Linked DNA regions of Homo sapiens: region 1 is linked to region 2. A link is a contact called in ENCODE Hi-C or POLR2A ChIA-PET data. All regions are on one chromosome and are shown on one strand. The core of a region is the stretch at or near the end of the contact, and the rest is flanking DNA. Distances in the headings are between cores, read along the strand shown.

What was found. A loop is a pair of places that touch in the nucleus more often than their neighbours do. ChIA-PET counts read pairs that join two places held with the same protein, here RNA polymerase II (POLR2A). Pooled maps may share reads with other maps.
Region 1: a loop to region 2 is called in a pooled map, with 2.6 times the contacts of the local background. The contact joins two enhancer-like sites. A Hi-C loop is called at or near these places in 3 of 37 single-sample maps with no recorded cell type and 4 of 50 pooled maps. POLR2A ChIA-PET finds 5 or more read pairs at or near these places in 3 of 52 experiments (GM12878, PC-9 and WTC11).

Annotation. Positions count from the first base shown.
Region 1 is chr7:101,732,543-101,735,436 of GRCh38, reverse strand. No RefSeq gene overlaps it. Among named protein-coding and RNA genes, the nearest start is that of CUX1, 84 kb to the left of the region's middle. RefSeq lists an enhancer at 1,197-2,095. Within about 2 kb of position 1,461, at least 15 of the 41 ENCODE cell types and tissues checked have a DNase peak (open chromatin) inside an H3K27ac peak, as active enhancers do.
Region 2 is chr7:101,933,026-101,936,197 of GRCh38, reverse strand. The region is part of intron 2 of CUX1 (cut like homeobox 1); the gene reads right to left. Among named protein-coding and RNA genes, the nearest start is that of CUX1, 120 kb to the right of the region's middle. RefSeq lists enhancers at 1-217, 133-272, 218-789, 790-1,361. Within about 2 kb of position 1,499, at least 14 of the 41 ENCODE cell types and tissues checked have a DNase peak (open chromatin) inside an H3K27ac peak, as active enhancers do.

The sequences.
Region 1 (2,894 bases), core at 212-2,711, 200 kb after region 2:
CAGGTGTGAGCCACCGCGCCTGAAGGAATTGTACAATTCATTGTTACTGTGGCCCCATCAGAATAAAATCCCAGTTCCAAAACCTTCCTTGTTTCACATTTCTTCTTCCTCTCTTCCCTCCTTTCTTCTTTCTTTCTATAGCTGGGGTCTGAGCTAGCATTTTAGCCTGCAAAAATTAGGCCAGGCTCAAGCCTTGCCTTTACAGAGCTTGGATTCTGGTTGAGCCAGCCGGCTACAATTCACGTGCCCACATGAGACGTCAGGTTGTACATATATCCTTCAGGTACAGACACAACATGCTGGGGCCCAGAGAGGGAACATAGATTCAGAGTAAGCTCTGGACAGATCTCTTCTGTTCTGTGGGCCTCAATTCCTGCCTGGTGAGAAGAGGTGGCACAAGGCCTGGCCAGCTGGGAATAGGATTCAGGGTATGGGGGTTGCGGTCTCAGGAGGAGGCTTGGTAGAGTGGGAGGTAAACCCTCTCAGAGATCCCTGAGCTGGCCTGTCTGTTCAGACGCTCTGAAAACCTCTCATGACCTGGGACCCAGCTCTGGCTGTAAGGGAGTCATTTTGGAGGCTGTCCAAAGATTCTAAGTCTGCAGGGAGAACTCAAAAAGCGTGGGGAGGGCTGGGCGAGGTGGCTCACACCTGTAATCCCAGCACTTTGGGAGGCCGAGGCGGGCCTGATCACTGCAGTGAACTCCTGATCACTGCAGGTCAGGAGTTCAAGACCAGCCTGGCCAACATGGGTGAAACTCCGTCTCTACTAAAAATACTAAAATTAGCCAGATGTGGTGGCACGCGCCTGCAATCCTAGCTACTTGGGAGGCTGAGGCAGGAGAATCGCTTGAACTCGGGAGGCGGAGGTTGCAGTGAGCCGACATTGCACCACTGCACTCCAGCCTGGATGACAGAGTGAGACTCCGTCTTGGAAAAAAAAAAAATAGTGCTCAGGGAGCTGGCGCTACAGGAGAGGGCAGGTGGCCAGAGGGCTCCCTTCTCTGCCCCTCTGAGGCTCTGTGTGGATCCAGCTCAGGCTGTTTTGGTCATTCCAGCTCTGGTCACCGCCTCTGATTTATTAGCTGTGGGTTTGTCGGATGGTGAAGCGAAGGTTCCCAGCAAGGCCGGGAGGTTTGCAGGAATTTATTTCACACTTGACTATTTTTTCTAACACCTACTAATGTCCTTCATGTTGGACCCAAAGTTCCCGGCCTCTCCCTTCTTCCAAAATGTTTCAGGGACTGGAGAGGGGAGAGCGCCTGGAAGTCTTCCAGTAGTGGCCAGCCACCAGCCTGCAGGCAGATGGGTGAGAAGGGGGATGGGAGTGGCGGGGGGCGGGGGGTGAGGGTGGGGATAGTGGGAGGGTGGCAGGAGGCTGTGCTGAGAGCCAGGGCAGGGAGGTCAGGTTTCAGGTTTCAGTTTCCCTTGAAAACAGCCCTGCGCCGGCCCGGCCGGCAGAGAGCCTGGCTTCCCTATGCAATCATTACGTTTCTCAGAGACTCAGTGCCACCACCGGTAAAATGGGCATGCCGAAGGGCTGTGGTCAGGACAAAATGAATCAGGAGGTGTGTGTTAATGCCTGGGGCAGCGGCGGGCCCCTCACAAGGGCTGGATGTGAGCGGCCGAATCTGTCTTTAATCCCCCTGCGGAAGCTGGAACGGGAAGCTGTGTTCCGGGCCAAGCTTTCTCTGCCCACTTGGCCGGCATCTCCTTTCTCTGGTGTTTCTGTTGAAATTTTACTGTTCAGAAGCATTTCCACTGCCTGGCTAGTTATTCAGCAGGACCCTGTTTGATCCATTCCCCAGTCCTGTCTCTTCTTCCTGCTGTCATGGAGCTCACTCTGTTGTTAGGGGGCAGGGGTACAGGGAATATGAGGGTTCCCAGAGAGGCAAAATGAAAAAACCCCTGCTGGCATGTGACCAGCACCCATTGGCTGTAACTTTGCTCCAGTTCACATCTTTTTTTTTTTTTTTTTTTTTTAAAGATGAGTCTTGCTCTGTTGCCCAGGCTGGAGTGCAGTGGCACGATCTTGGCTCACTGCAACCTCTACCTTCTGGGTTCAGGCGATTCTCCTGTCTCAGCCTCCTGAATAGCTGGAATTACAGGCGTGTACCACCATGCCCAGCTAATTTTTGTATTTTTAGTAGAAATGGGGTTTCACCACATTGGCCAGGCTGGTCTCGAACTCCTGGCCTCAAGTGATCTGCCCACCTCAGCCTCCAAAAGTGCTGGGATTACAGGCGTGAGCCACTGCGCCCAGCCTGCTCCAGTTTACCTCTTAAAAAAAATAAAATGCACAGAACTGGACCTCCTTGAGAGAGTGGGGAATAGGTGTAGGTTTGGGGCAAGGAGAAGGACAAGCATAGGGAACAGCCAGGGAAGGATGCTCAGAGGCTCTTCCTATTTTGCTCTTGTTCCCTGTAATCAGCATCTGCCATGGCCCCTCAGCAGCCCAGCCCAGCTTCACAGCAGGGACTCTAAGGAAGGGTCCTAGGCCAAAAGCTGTGGCTCAGGCCTGTAATACTAGTACTTTAGAAGGCCTAGGTGGGAGGATGGCTTGAGGCCAAGAGTTCAAGACCAGCCTGGGCAACATAGCGAGACTACCCACCCCATCTCTACAGAAAGATTTAAACATTAGCCAGGCATGGTGGCATGCACCTGTAGTCTCAGCTACTTAGGAGGTTGAGACAGGAGGATCGCTTGAACCCAGGAATTGGAGGCTGCGATGAGCTAGGATTGCGCCACTGCAGTCCAGCTTGGGGAACAGAGTAAGATCCTCTCCAAAGAAAAAAATAAAGGAATGGTCCTAGAGTTCTGCTGCCTTTGAGAACATCCACACTAGTCACAGAGGAAGCTGACAGAAGGGTGTGTGGTGGGTGTCTTACTTCTTTTAT
Region 2 (3,172 bases), core at 250-2,749:
TATGCCCCAGTTCCACAGTCAGAATCCTCCACCTGCATCTCCTTGACAGTGTTTTCCTGCCCTGTAGTTTAACATCTGTCTCCACTAGAATGTAAGCACCGCGAGGGCAGGGACCTTGGCCTTCTGCTCACTGCTGCAGCCTCAGGGCCTGCAACTGCCTGGCACACAGCTGGTCCACAACAGATCGTTGTTGAATAAGACATAACCACCGCTTCCTTGTTTTAAGAGCGTGTTTCTCGCAGAGTCCTCTAAAACAGTGTCTCAGCTGTTCCGGCTCCACCTCTGTCCCCAAACGTCCATCTGCTGCCAGGCTGTAGAGTGTAACTTCGGCTGGAAATGTGAGCCTGGCCATGTGACTCCCAAGTGTGCACCCTCTGACACTTGGCAAAGCCTCAGACAGAGTGAAGTCCAAGCTTCACTTGGCCTGAGCCCCAGCATCGTGTGCTGTCCCCAACACCACCCCAGCCTCCTCACGCCTCGTGACAGCCCCACACCATTGCCACACCAGGTCCGGGTTCCTACACATCCCCAGAGCCCTGTCTCTAGCTCCAAACATCTGCTGGGTGCTGCCCTCCCAAGAGTTTCATTTACTACTTTAGAACAAAATGGTGGATACCATGCCAACCTCCCCAGCTGGGCCAGGAGTGCCCGGAGAAGTGCAGGGCACCCACAGCAGATGTGCCAGCATGTCCGATGGCAGGACACAGAGCTGGGAAAGCGTGGACGGAGCCAGGCCTTGTCCATTCATGAATGGCAGTCTCTTTCACTCACGTCCGTGTGAAAAGACCACCAAACAGGCTTTGTGTGAGCAATAAAGCTGTTTATTTCACCTGGGTGCAGGTGGGCTGAGTCTGAAAAGAGAGTCAGCGAAGGGAGAAAGGGGTGGGGCCGTTTTATAGGATTTGGGTAGGTAAAGGAAAATTACAGTCAAAAGGGGTTTGTTCTCTGGCGGGCAGAGTGGGGGTCACAAGGTGCTCAGTAGGGGAGCTTTTGAGCCAGGATGAGCCAGGAGAAGGAATTTCACAAGATAATGTCATCAGTTAAGGCAGGAACAGGCCATTTTCACTTCTTTTGTGGTGGAATGTCATCAGTAAAGGCAGGAACCGGCCATCTGGATGTGTACGTGCAGGTCACAGGGGATATGATGGCTTAGCTTGGGCTCAGAGGCCTGACAGTCTCCAAGTCGGATCTGTCCCAGCAGCTGTCTCACAGATCCCCTCCATCCACTCCTATACGTGGACCCTTCCTCCTCCTGCTCCTCACCCCGGGCAATGCTGTTTTCACCTCTACTCCTAGAGAACACGGCAAACCCAACTGTACTTTGGCCAGAACAGACTTGAAAAAAACCCGAAAGTTTACTTTGGAAGGGAGTTAATAATAAAGGCTGGAAGGCATCTTCAAGGCGATAAACACCTCCTTTTTCCCTTCTCCCAGCCTTGGCATGGCACTGTCCCCGGGGGAAGCGCTTTCTGGGACACAAAACTGAAAGCCTCATGACAAGAGCCAGGGAGCCCAGAAACTGGGAAGGAGGAAGAGGACAGGACGTGGACGGAGCGGGCAACTTCATGAAGAGCCATAAAATGTGTTTCTCGTCTACCAAAAGCTGCAAAACCCTTTCTTTAACTCATGAGAGGCTCGGGGCTGAGAGCTGGGCTTTTAAAAGTCAGATTCGTGAAACCCTGAACATTGCCAAGAAGAAGGAACAATAATTCCTCCACCTCAAAGTTTCTAGAAACAAACACAGAAATAGAAGAGGCACTTCTTTGAATCCAAACTAAATTATTCTGTTAAGTATTGAAGGTTGTCAGAGAGATACAACCAGAATAAACATCTCTGATAATGGGAGCGCATTATAGTGAAAAGGTGGCAACTTTTTAAAACATCGACTATGCTATCTCTAAAATAAACAAAAAGAAGACAAAATTCTCATGACTTTTAGGCTCTAATTTAGGTAGAAAGGAAGTCAGAGAGAGATTTTCAAATTTATACTGTACAACTTGACCTTTAGATCATCGTTACAGTGTGATGAATTCTGAATTTCTGTTCACAAACCTCCTGACAACTGTATTAAGGTTCCATAGGATAGAAACAACTTCTCTTCTGATTAACCACAGGGATTTCAACAGGCTGTGATACACATTTAACATGGAAAACATTATTAGCCAGCTGATGGGGGTGAGGGGAAGAGAAAATGATCAAACAAAGCAAACTTCCTCAGCACGCCATACATGGTCTTTCCGGCTTTTAAAATATCCAAACATCGCTTTTTAAACTTTGATGATAGAAAACAGAAAGAACTTTTTTTTTCATCATTTCAAAGGAAAGCGCTACAAGTTTTTCTAAATTAGGGCTAAAAGACAGAATGGCTATTTTTAAATGTCTGGTTAAAAATTAGAAAGTCTCAAAGGTAAGCCACAAGTATGCGAACAAACCAAGAACACTGCTATTTCTGTTCAAGTACCAAAGACTGCAGTAAATGAATGAATGTATTCATCTTCACTTTATGATCAAAACGGTCAACGGGAGGTAAGAAATCGAAAACCTACTAAAACAGAAATGTTTATTTCCTATACAACATGACACCTACTGAAAATTCTGTAGAAATTCATCTGATCTTAATAGTAGAAGCATTTTCTTCGGCCAGTTCTAATTTTGAAAAAAAGAAAGAAAAGCTATAATAAAGTCCATTAAGAAATCTTAATCTCCATTAAGACAATGAATAATGTGAGAATATGGACTTAATAGTGTTTGTCTAGGAAAAAGGTAAATAGCTAGCTCTGAATTCTTTTTTAAAAATCTAATTCTTTTTTGTTGTTGTTGTTAAAAAAGGAAAATGTCCACTTAGTATAAATACTAACAAAGGCTCTGTATTTTTTTTAAACTCCTCCAAATCCCTGGAATAATGCCTGCCAACTAAAACACCTACTATGAATTTAGTAATGGGTTATGCAAACATAAATTATAAGGCCAGACATTTTAAAAGGAAAAAAAAAAGGTGATTTATCGAGGCACTGGAGACACGGTAGGAGAGAAGCAATATTTCAATTTTCCACATATTCCTCAACACTACATGTGTTCATGCAAAAAGAATTTTAAAATAAAAATGACTCTCGGCTCTTCTGGTTCTAATCAGTTCATTTACTTGAAAAGGGTTATCAACGAATTCATTTCC